2 separate regions of the Homo sapiens genome follow, and region 2 is linked to region 1. The links are chromatin contacts, found by Hi-C in ENCODE. All regions are on one chromosome and are shown on one strand. Each heading gives the region's core, a stretch centred on a gene start or an enhancer-like site at or near the end of the contact. The rest is flanking DNA. Distances are from core to core; before and after follow the strand shown. Region 1 holds the start of SOWAHD (sosondowah ankyrin repeat domain family member D). Region 2 holds the start of RHOXF1-AS1 (RHOXF1 antisense RNA 1).

What was found. Hi-C counts contacts between places; a loop is a spot of excess contacts on that map.
Region 2: a map with no recorded cell type shows a loop between it and region 1 (5-fold over the local background). The contact joins the promoter of RHOXF1-AS1 here to the promoter of SOWAHD in region 1. A Hi-C loop is called at or near these places in 1 of 37 single-sample maps with no recorded cell type.

What each region holds. Positions count from the first base shown.
Region 1 is chrX:119,754,981-119,761,191 of GRCh38, reverse strand. SOWAHD (sosondowah ankyrin repeat domain family member D) reads right to left here and starts at 2,604. Exons shown (of 1, transcript NM_001105576.3): 1 at 990-2,604. The coding sequence starts at 2,524. The coding sequence ends at 1,577. RefSeq lists enhancers at 594-663, 674-743, 4,811-5,010, 5,021-5,080 and silencers at 2,295-2,594, 2,705-2,854.
Region 2 is chrX:120,034,016-120,040,151 of GRCh38, reverse strand. RHOXF1-AS1 (RHOXF1 antisense RNA 1) reads right to left here and starts at 3,916. Exons shown (of 5, transcript NR_131238.1): 1 at 3,620-3,916.

The DNA of each region.
Region 1 (6,211 bases), core at 1,355-3,854:
AGGTTAGGAGTTCGAGACCAGCCTGACCAACATGGCGAAACCCCATCATTACTACAAATACAAAAATTAGCCAGGCGTGGTGGTGCACGTCTGTAATCCCAGCTACTTGGGAGGCTGAGGTAGGAGAATCGCTTGAACCCAGGAGGCAGAGGTTGCAGTGAGCCTAGATCACGCCATTGCACTCCAGCCTGGGCGACAGAGTGAGACTCTGTCTCAAAAAACAGTAATAATAAATAAATGCTGCTGGCTGGGCGTGGTGGCTCATGCCTGTAATCCCAGCACTTTGGGAGGCTGAGGCAGGCGGATCACTAGGTCAGGAGTTCGAGACCAGCCCAGCCAACATAGTGAAACCCCGTCTCTACTAAAAATACCAAAAAAAAAAAAAAAAAAAAAAAATCAGCCGGGCGTGGTGGCGGGTGCCTGTAGCTATTTGGGAGGCTGAGGCAGGAGAATTGCTTGAACCCGGGAGGCAGAGGTTGCGATGAGTCAAGATTGCGCCACTGCACTCCAGTCTGGGTGACAGAGTGAGACTCCATTTCAAAAATAAATAAATAAATGCTACTGAGGAAAGCCCCATCTTGGAAAAAAAAAAGTGCCCGTGGGTGTGTCTCATTAGAGGCCACAAATCAAGGTAAATTACATGACTGACCGTGGAAATATCAGAAATGTAAATTTGGAAACTTTTGCCTTTTACCCCCAACCCAAGGCCCCTATATGACAACTCTTCTAGGATGAGGCTGGTGCCTGAGGCCAGACCATCAAAGAGCTCAGGACAGAGGTGAACTGTATGTTTCTCCTCAGATCCAAGTGGAAGTAGCTTCTTCTGTGCACAGCTCTGGCCATTTGTTCTGAGAAGGAGGCCCAGAGCCTGCCCCGGGGGGCACAACATCACGGCCATGGTTGGGTGACCTCTACCCTGCAAACATATGCAGTTTCTTCCTTTGTGGTTAGTAAGGGAGGTGGGGGAAAACACTGAAAGGACAGCCTTGTCATGTGAAAAGAACACATATTCCACTTTAATATACATAAGAAGTAACCTGTGATACATGAGAAAAAGTACCAGTAAGGCTGGGTCGTCTCAGGAGGAGGTTGTCAGAGGCTGACTCTACCCGCACCCCAAGACCCATTAATGGCCGAGCGAGGCCGGCAGAGTTAGGCGTTTTCTCTGCATTGGTGGTTTACAATCTTAACTCATTCTTCTAGCGAATGTTTCCTAATAAACCCAGCGCGTCGGCCTGCCCAGAAATGGCCCCTGGAAGCTTAACTTGCCCTCTCCCAAGCAGGACCACGCTCCCTGCTCCCAACTCCTTAGTCCTGTAGCTTTGGAACTCGGAGCCAGGCCAGCTTGGTCCTTCACTCTCTCTTGGTGAGGTGGTGCCCGAGTCCCCGGGTCCTCCAGGCCGGTGGTTACAGGAGACCTGAGACAAGTACCTGAGTCGGACCCCGACGTGTTCTGTTCCTTGCAGGCCCAAGCAGCGTCCAAGGCGCCTCTCCTTCGGTGGAACCCGGGACAACCCAGGACCTAGCCATCGCCACAGTGTCACAGCCCCTCCTAGCTCTCCAGTCTCTGTCCCTGTCAACGGTCCTGGAATGAGGGGAACAGATGGCGGAAAAGGCTATGCATTTGCGCCACCCGGCTGCCCGCGGTGTCCTTCGCCTTGGTCCGCGACGCTGCCACTCTCCTGCTTGTCTCCACAGCCGTCGCGCCCACTGCGCTCGCGGCCCTCCACGCAGTGGTGCCACTGCTGTTGTTGTTCAGGTTGGTGCACCCGCTGCCGCTCTCCATCTCCCATTCCTCGGCTCCCGACAGCTCCCGCAACCTCCAAGGCGCGTCGGGCCGCAGGTAGTGGCAGGCCCGGTGGCCGCTGTGGTCGCGGCGCGTAGCGTCAGCACCCAGGGCGCCCACCAGCACCTTGATGACCATGTCGTGGCCCTGAAGGGCCGCCAGGTGGAGGGGCGTGAGGCCGCCGCTGCCTGGGGCGCTCACGTCGAGCCTCAGCCCCCGGCGTAGGGCGAAATCGTGTACCAGAATGAGCTCCTCGTGGCGCCCGTGCTTGGCCAGCCAGTGCAGAACCGAGTAGCCGGTGATCGGGTCGCCCCGCAGCAGCAGCTCCGGCTCAGCCTCCAGCAGCTCCCGCAGCACCTCATAGCGGCCCTCGGCGGCTGCCAGAATCCACGCGTGCTCCCGCGGTTCCAGGCACAGCCTGCTGCTGCCCGGCCCACTCGGCCCGCCCAGCTCCTCGGCGCGCTCCTCCGACAGCCACCCCGCAGGAGCCGCCCGCTGCAGCCCCAGCAGTTCCCGCAGCGCTCCCCGCCGGCGCCCTGAGCCCGCTGCAGAGTGCATCAGCGTGCCTGGGAAGGGGTGCTCCCGGGAGGCGGCGGCTGCGGCTTTGCCCCAGTACCTGCCCAGGCTACCAGTGTCCGCTCTCGAGGGGCGGGGCTGCGGGGCGCACCGCAGGCTCTGCGAGGTCGGCGCGAGAGAGGCCGTGGGTGCCCGGTTCGCGGCCCCTCCGAGCTGGGCCATGGTCTTGAAGCTGCCGCCGCGGCCGTCCCAGTGTCCAGCGTTAGCTGCCCTTCCCGGGCCCCAACGGGAGAGGAACTGGCGCTGGCGTTGGGGAAGGAAGCTGCTTGAGCAATTGGGTTCGGAGGGAGGGAGCAAAGGAGAGGAGGAGGAGGAGGAGGAGGAGGAGGGAGGGAGCTAGGGGAGGGCCCCCGCGCAGGCCTTGGGGGGCGTGGAGGGGTGTGAGCTCCAGCCAAGTCCCCAGGGCAAGCCCAGCTCCACTTCCCTGGGTACCGCCGCCTCTGCAGCTCCCCCGGGTCGCGGGCGGTCCCACCCCAAACGGCCAGGTGAGCTCGGCAGCCCCGCCTCCAGCACCGAAGGGCGGGCGCGGGGACTGGCTGGGAGCTCGCCTGCGGCCCTGGAAGCCGCGGTTCTCAGCATCCCAGCCGGGGCTAGAGTGTAGAGGCGCGAGGGCGCCCCTTCCGCAGCGGGCCGAGCTCGGCTTCCAGCCACGGTCTCCCAAAGCGCGGTCCTGGAGCTCCGAGGCTCTGGCTCCCCGCCCCCTTCCTTCGCCCTTCCCTCTTATCTCTTCAGGAGTCTCCCTGCACTTTGTCCCGGAGTTGCCATTGTCCCGCGCCTAGCATTCACGCAGGCAGCTCGACTGCCCCATGTGACTGGCTCGTCTGCCTGCCTTGCCCTTTGTGTGGCCTTGACCCTCGCCGCAGCACCCGGGGCTGCCCAGGATTCCAGCAGAGAAGCCCAAGACCAGGGTCCAGGCTGACGCTCTTCCAGGGAACTCAGGAGGGATATTCCCCTTCTGCACCGCCCTCTCTGTCCTGCTCTCCACCCTCTTCCCTCCCGTCAATTTTCCCAGGTTGGCTTGGAGAAGCAGCTACAGGTGAATCTGAGCCGGCGCCGCAGGAGCGCCCTGTTCTCTTTAGAGATGCATCCCTGCTCTCTCCCCAGGGCCCCGCTTTCTACAAATTCAAAGCTTAGGGGCTTTTTAAAAAAGGATATTTTTTCTTTTTCACTCCTAATACCAGCGTACTCTTTGCTCTTCCCTTCCCTTAGTAAATAGTGGTTCTTGCCTCCACACCCCCAGCATCTTAAGGAGCTCAGTCAGTGAGCAACGGGGAGCCATAGAAGATTGTTGAGCCGGGGAGAGACACAGCCATGATGGAGGTTGTGTTAAAAAGGTGATTTGGGAGGTGCAGAGGCAGGAAGTCGGAAGACTGTTCCAGCAGTCTAGGCCAAGGGGGATGGAGGCTCAGGCCAAATCAGCCCACTCCCTCGGGGCCACCTGTGGCAGCAGTGATAGAAGGTATCGGAAGCTTTTCTTCCTTGGCCCTCACGTATTTGGAACAAGTCCTAAATATCTAGAGCTTTCCTTCAGAACAGTTTATGCATTTGTAATTTGGTTTTGAACATTTACTATGTGCCAGGCACTGTGCTTGTTGCGTTATATATGTTAACTCTTTTAATCCTCCCAGTGACCTCAAGTGCTGGGAATCATTACTGTCCCCAGTTTGCAGAGAGGTTAGGCTACTTGCTCAAGGTCACCCAGCAGGAAGTGGCAGAGCAGGTCTGTGCGACACCATAGCCTTTGTTCTGGTACACAGGAACTGGCATTCAAGCCTGGCTTATCAACTGCAAATCACATACAAGCCCCAAATTCCAGCCAAAAGGATAGACTTGTAACGTGAGCGTATCTATAACTTACACTCCTCTGCCTGGAAGAGCTTCTATGTAGTGAAGTTCTTTTCTTTCAAGGTTGCGCTTAGTTTCCACCTCTAGCAAGCCTCCTCTGATTATCCCAGCCCAAAGTGATCCCTCTCTTTCCCCAGCCCTGTGTTTCTGCTACTTCTTTGGCCCCAAGACTGCCTTGTGTTACATCTCTCTCCCCTTGCTCTCATATGCCAATTAAACTATAAACTCTTGGACAGCTATGTCATACTATCCTTGTGCACCTAGTAGTTATCCAAGAAATATTTGTTACCTTGTTCTGGTTTGGCAGGCTGGGAAAATGTGATTGTGTGTGTGTATGTTGGGGGCGGGGGACATGTATCCACAATCAGCACCTCAATGCCTGCTCCCACATCCCTGCTCCAGACTCCAATCTGCAGGACATCAAAAGCAACTCATAGATTTGGTCAATTCATTTTTCTTTAAAAGAGATTCAGTGGTTTATTCACTGAGTTGACTGGCCAAAGCCACCTCCTGGCCTTCGCTGACTTCTCAGAGACCAGGCCTAGGCCCAGAATGGGCCCCAAGCTTTCAGGCTTTCATTTTCAAAATGAATCCTGACTGACAAGCAGCTACTTCCGTTGCTCTGGAGACTCCTCTCCGCAACCCCAGATCTGTAAACACCAAACCGCACACAGGCACACACACTTCCAGAATATGCAAACAGCTGCAGCAATATTTTTTTTTAAGTCAAAATGCCAGCATGGAAAATGCAGGATGGAAGAATGCTTGGACTATTAATTTTCGTCACCACTAAGCAGGCAACTCTCTTCCCTATCAGCATGAATAATATCTGTTTCCAGTTCAAAGATTGCAAAGGCAGCCGCCTGACCAGTGCCACAGACCCATGATACATGTGCCCTTGCTTAACTCTGCTGCTAGAGACCAAAGCCACGGTGCCTCCCTAGCAACTTGTTTCATCTTTAATTAGCAAGTGCTTTCTACCCTAGGTCACCAGCTGCACACACCACTCCCCAGAACCGCAACACCCATCTCTATTTTAGTAGAGAGGGTCTCAGGAATTTGATAGCAGGGAGTAGGGCAGAGGGAGTGGAAAACAGAAGGGATAGTACCCACCCACCTAAAATTAACATGCCAGTTATCTGAAACATCTGCTACCCCTCCAAGGGAGTGGGGCAAAAACCCCTCAAGCCCTGGGAAATGACTTCCCAAAAAGCTGGAGGTAGAGTAGATATTTGCATTGCAAATTGTAATAATACTGATGTCTTTTCCAAATAGCAGCCTCTCTAATATATTTGTGGGTTTATTTACTAGATCTTGGACTATTAGAACTAGAAGAGATCGGCTGGGCGCGGTGGCTCATGCCTGTAATCCCAATACTTTGGGAGGCCGAGGCAGGCTGATCACGAGGTCAGGAGATCGAGACCATCCTGGCTAACACGGTGAAACCCCGTCTCTACTAAAAAATACGAAAACTTAGCCGGCCGTGGTGGTGGGTAGTCCCAGCTACTCGGGAGGCTGAGGCAGGAGAATGGCGTGAACCCGGGAGGTGGAGCTTGCAGTGAGCTGAGATCACGCCACTGCACTGTAGTGTGGGTGACAGAGCGAGACTCCGTCTCAAAAAAAAAAAAAAAAAAAGAACTAGAAGAGATCTTAATGTTTCATTGGCCTTTATTTTCCAGATGAGGTTTAACTAACTCAGGGAGCATGGCAGAAGGCAGAGGAACAGAGAAGCTGATGTGTTAGGCGTACACTGAAAATCTATCTTGATGAAGAGAGCAGCTCAGAAATCTTAGGGGATGTCAGTAGGAAATCATAGTTGATCTGCAAAAATTTAATTTACATGAAACTTCTCAGAAACATGCTCCTTGGGCGAAGCCAAATGCTGGTGTATCCTTGGGCTCTCAATGGAGTTTGCCCCGGGGGCTTATGGATTCAGAAAAATCCATGAGTGCAAAACAGTTGAGAAGCAGATGTGTGGAATATGGGAAGTAAAGTCCCTCAGGC
Region 2 (6,136 bases), core at 2,667-5,166, 280 kb before region 1:
AAGCCACAGAAACAATTCCCTGGACACCGTTCTCTGATGATGGGGCCAGAAGTCGTTGGAGACCCTGTAAACTGACCTGTACCCCAAAACTATTCCTAGATCTAAGCAGTTCCCTGGGGCTGACGGACAACATGCCATGCAGCATGTTACTGAGACTCATGCTTCTAATAAAAATAATGTAGAGCTCTTTAGAATCACTTTGTCCAGTGATCTCACTAGATAGGGTCAATGCCCAGCAGCCAAGCCAGAAGGAAGACTTGCTTAGGGGAAGAAACCACAGAGACTTGGCTAGTTTGCTTCCATTACGAAAAAGGTAATCTTGTTAAATAAACTTCATAAAGGAAAGTGGCTCCTTGAGGGGTACATCACTACAGACCCCCTCCTCCATAGTGCCTTGATAGTGGCCACTTTCTCTGAGGAGGAGGAGCAAGGTGGGGAGATGAGAGTGTATGTATACCAACGACCATCTCTTTCCTCAGCTGGGTACTATTTGGTCTCTGACAGATTTGGTCCACACATAATGAGTACCTAGTCACTGAAAAACATGTCTCAACCACCTTCGCAGAGACTATGGAGGTCCTGCAGCCCTCCTGGTGGTCTCTTGGGTCTACTACGAGGGAGTGGGAACGGTAGATGAGAAGATTAACCAGACTTAGATTTACGGGTTTGTTCATGCTGCTCCTGCTTGTTGTCAAGCCCAATTAAGCCACCTCCTGAGGTCAAGTCCATCAATCTGCAGTGTGATCCAGATCTTAACTCAGAAATTCTCAGGCACAGAAGAAATGGCTTCCGATAAAATAGCAAAATTTGACCCCTCCCCTCCAAAAAGGGAGCATAAAAATAGTACTTGAGTGCCCTCTTCTGGACTGTCTGGGCAAGGGCCTTCCCAAAGAGATCTCTGAGTCTGATTACTCAATAATGGAACCACGAAAGCAGATTGATGGGCTCCCCACTAAAAAATTCAGGGCCAAGTACCAGGCCATGGGGATTTGATAAGTGGTCCCGCTAGAGTCTGCACAGTGATGGCCTTCCACCTCTCCTGGTGGATTTGGAGACAAATCAGAGATCCTGAGCAACTTTTGCTCTGACACTCAGCTTTCAAATATAAACAAGATTAGGGGTTACAAACAAAAATCCAAAGATTTTAGGGGTTATAAACAAGATCCTTCTGTACTCAGGGGACCCAGAGGCCCTATGCCAAGGTTAGAGTTCAACTGAACAGTGGAGAGGAATTGCACTTCTTAGGCCTTTTAGATACCAGTACACAGGTGACTGTGATCCCCACAAACCCTTGCATCAAGATGAGGAGAAAACAGATCGTGTTCTCTGACTTTGGGCTCCTACTAACCTCCGTTGTCATGGCCCCCACTACTGAATGAAATATTGGCAGTGATGTGTTTTCCATGTGCAGCCCCACTTGCCTTTGCCTCCAAGCCCTGACAGGAATTGCAATAGTTATGGCCATCTTAGTGAGAAATATAGAAGACCATGGACCCATCTGATGACCAACACCTAGTACTGTTGTTTCCCAAAAAACAATGTCAGCTGCCTAGGGGAGAAAAAGAATAATTGCCATCATTGCTGAGCTTAAGGAAGCCAAAATGTTTCATGAGACTGTTTCTCCATTCAATAGCCCCATCTGGCCTGTGCACAAGACCTTGGTTTCTTGGAGACTTACCACTGATTTTAGGCAGCTCAATGCGTAATACCACCTTTGGCACCAGCAGTACCTGACATTGTGACTATTACAGAGGCCCAAAACAGAGAGAACTTGGTATGCAGCAATTGATATTGCAAAGGCATATCAAATTGTAGTCCCCAGTGTTGGAGATGGGGCCTGGTGAGAGGCGATTAGATCATAGGGGCAGATTTCCCCTCTAGTTTTGTTCTAATGATAGTGAGTAATCATGACATCTGGCTGTTTAAAAGTGTAGCATCGGCTGGGCATGCCCTCAGCCTCCCAAGTGTCTGGGATTACAGGCACTTGCCACCATGCCCCGCTAATTTTTGTATTTTTAGTAGAGATGGGGTTTTACCATGTTGGCCAGGTTGGTCTTGAACTCCTGACCTCGTGATCTGCCCACCTTGGCCTCCCAAAGTGCTGGGATTACAGGCATGAGCCACTGTGCCCAGCCTAGTCTCTAGCTTTTAACTGGATCTCAGCTCTGGGCAGAGCCCACGCTGAATCCTGGATCTCCAAAAGATAGAATTATCATGATTCTAGACCATGTGATGCATTTGCACTGCACTTTGTTACAAAGACTTTCCTCTAAGTGTCTAAAGTATACCTTTTCTTATCTTAAACACCCGAAGAGTAGCCTCTGTTGTAATAACTTAGTCCAAAAATCAGGTAACACAGTACAAAAGCAAGCAGTTTAAGATCTGAGAGGAACTTGTCTGTTTAGACTCTTGGGGTTCCATAAGGAAAAACAGATGTTTCTCCTCAAAAAGGACTCTAGTGCCTTCTCTGTTTTATTTAAGGAATTACAGGCTGTTAGAAACTATTTTGGGTCCCTCATGCAGCAGAGGGGAACAAGAGAAAGGAGAGATAGGCAGAAGTAAATGGAGAAAACAGAATTCATTTGACTGACTGAGAAGGAAAAAACCTTTTTCTCAAAAAACAAGGTACTAGGAGAGAAAAAAAAAACAGGCCAGGCACGGTGGCTTACGCCTGTAATCCCAGCATTTTGGGAGGCTGAGGAAGGCAGATTACCTGAGGTTGTCGGGAGTTTGAGACCAGCCTGACCAACATGGAGAAATCCCATCTCTACTAAAAATACAAAATTAACTGGGTGTGGTGTCGTATGCCTGTAATCCCAGCTATTTGGGAGGCCGAGGCAGGAGAATTGCTTGAACCCGGGAGGTAGAGGTTGCAGTGAGCCAAGATCGCACCATTGCACTCCAGCCTGGGCAACAAGAGTGAAACTCCTTCTCAAACAAACAAAACAAAACAAAAAACCATAAAGGCCTTTTAAATATACACACACACACACACATCGTGGATATTAGCTTTTAATTAAACTGACTTTTAGCCACTAAGCTCTTAAAAAATTCTTCTAAATCTCACTACCCTATTTTAGCTGGAACAAATTGCTGATATTTCAAAAATAACACAAATATCAAACCAGAAAGAACTTGATTTAGGAACCAAACCCAGGCTGTTGTGGTGGAAAAAAGGGCAAAACCTTAGCTACAGAACTGCAGTGTGGAGCACAGTTTGGCTTGGCTAGCAAAAGGTGGCCTTGTTATGTAAATAAAGCCCCTCAGGTAGTCAAAATCTTTCTTTTTTCCTGTTGATGGCTGTTTATCCTTTTCCCTTTTCCCCCCCAGCTGCAGGAATTTACCCAATGCAGAGGCGTTGTTCCTCACCATTTGTAACTTTCCTTCACATTTGATATAGTTGGGTAGAGTTAGTCAAATCCAATGGGAAAAAGACCAAAACAACAAAACAAACAAATAAATGAAAAAACAGTTTGGCAAAACAAACAAATGATCATACTATGTATACAATTCCTGAGCACTCTAATGGTAAGGAGAAATTAAGAGCTGCTGGTTGTTAATCTTAACTTTAGGTCATTAAGGAGAATTTTCAAGATAAAACCCCAATTCAGCTACTTACCTAGGAATGGAGTCCAGGCTCAACACTGCTCTCTACCAGCCTATAAGCAGGAAAAAAACTCCAACTCGCCTTCCCTGTTGGAATTGAGCTGAAACTCCAGAAAGGAGTTGCCTGCCCTCCATCATCATGGAAGCAGGAAAACTCACCTTCCTTGTTGAAAGTGAGTAAAACTCCAGAAAAGGAGTTGTACAGCAAAAAAAAACCTTAGATATCGACCAAATTTGGGGAGATCAGGGTGAGGGAAGAGACGGACCCTCTCATATTGTTTTATATTGTTTTATACTCAGTACCTGTTTTAAGAAAAAAACAAGGAAGTGAAACCAAGGGCAGGCAGCCAGGCACCAGACCCAAAACCAGAACTGAAACCAGGCCTGGGCCTGCCTGGCCTAAACCTAGTAGTTAAAAATCAACTCATGACTTAGCAACCGATGTTATCCATAGATTCCAGACATTGTATGGAAGAACGCTGTGAAACTCCCTGCTCTGTTCTGTTTCACTCTGACTACCGGTGCATGAAGCCCCTGTCACATACCCCCTAGATTGCTCAATCAATCACGACCCTTTCATGTGAAATCTTTAGTGTTATGAGCCCTTAAAAAGGACAGAAACTGTGCACTCGAGGAGCTCGGATTTTAAGACAGTAGCTTGCCGATGCTCCCAGCTGAATAAAGCCCTTCCTTCTACAACTCAGTGTCTGAAAGATTTTGTCTGCAGCTCGTCCTGCTACAAGGGATTGTCTGGAGGGGGGAAGTTCCCAGGCCTCAGCAAATCTGCCTATTGATTTGAGCAATAAAGATATCTCAAGCTGGTACCAAGCAGTAATAGAAGATTTGTCAAAGGTCAGGGGCACCTCCACTCAGAATCCCTTGGTGGTTACCAATTTGTAAACCAAAAAGTATCTGAGCTAGGTCTCAATTAACTTGGAAATTTTATTTTACCAAGGTTAAGAACATGCATCTGGAAGGCAGGTCTATGCCTTTTTCCAAAGAAGATTTTGTGGACTTCAGTATTTAAAGGCAAAAGGGCAGATATTGGGGGAAAAGGAAAAAAAATTAAAGGTGTGGGTAGATAACAGACAAATGGTTGCATTATTTTGAGTGTTTGATAAACCTTTCACTGAATACACAGTTTACATGTGAGAGAAGGGTAGAGGAATAGTTACTTATGCCTTTGTCAGCTCAGTGAATCTGCATTTTTACATTAGGAAAGCAATCAGATATGCATCTGTCTCAGATGAACAGAAGGATGACTTTGAGTTCTGTTCTTTGTCTAGAACCTGTGAAGATAAGCTATCAATTTACATTGTCAGGGTAAAATTCAACAGAACCATTTTAAGGTAAACATCTTGGGGCTCAAAAGGAATGTCCCAGTGGACAAATTGTGAGACATGTATGTAGCTTTTTTTTTTGTTTGTAGCTATCTTATTTAAGAATAAAATGGGAGGTAGGTTTGCCTGATGCAGTTCCCAGCTTGACTTTTCCCTTTGGCTTAATGATTTTGGAGTCCTGAGATTTATTTTCCTTTTACAAGACATTACCATTCCAAAAGAATGAATATGGGAGGCATAAAGTGGTTTCTTGTCCCAAGTAAGTTCAAAATTTAGCATGGCAGGGCCAGGTGTGGTGGCTCACGCCTATAATCCCAGCACTTTGTGATGCTGAGGTGAGTGGATCACTTGAGGTCAGGAGTTCGAGACCAGCCTGGGTAACATGGTGAAACCCCCCTCCTCGTCTCTACTAAAATACAAAAATTAGAGGGGCATTGTGGTGAGTTCCTGTCATCCCAGCTACTCAGGAAGCTGAGGCAGGAGAATTGCTTGAACCTGGCAGGTGGAGGTTGCAGTGAGCTGAGATTGTACCACTGCACTCCAGCCTGCGTGACAGAATGAGATTTCATCTCAAAAAAGTAAATAAATAAATAATTAGCATAGCTAATTCCATTAGATTTCAAGGCCTAGGAACAATCCTCTTTAGCTCAATGTTCTGCCATCTGGTCTTGCAGTGATCCACCAGCTTCTGTGCCACCCTCATAATTCACTCTTCCTTTTTCTTGAAGGCTAATGTGTCTTTGCAGTCTAGTAGCCCTGTCAGCTCATATCCTGCCTATAGATTTCCAGAAGTCCAACAGTCTTCCTTCATTTCATCCCATATCTATCTCCTTTACTCCAAGATGCCAGTATTTCTGTTGATATAACATTCTCAAAATCCTTATCAGTCTCGTGTGTGTTATGGGAGTCCATGTCATTAGACAAGATCCTTCCTGGATAAACCCATCTCTATTCCTGCCTTCAGCTGATATGGTTGATTGGATCCATGAATCACATATATAATCTCTTTAGCAAGATTGTCCAGCCATACTGTTGGCCTTCTCTTCAGAGTATGCTTTTGCGACAATAAATTTTCTAATTTTGGCATCCTTTGGAATCACGATAGGCTGAGAACCTCCAAAATCAAGTGCTAGTTACTTTTTGCCTAATAGTTCTTTCCTCAATTTATATCTTTCACATTGAAATGGGAG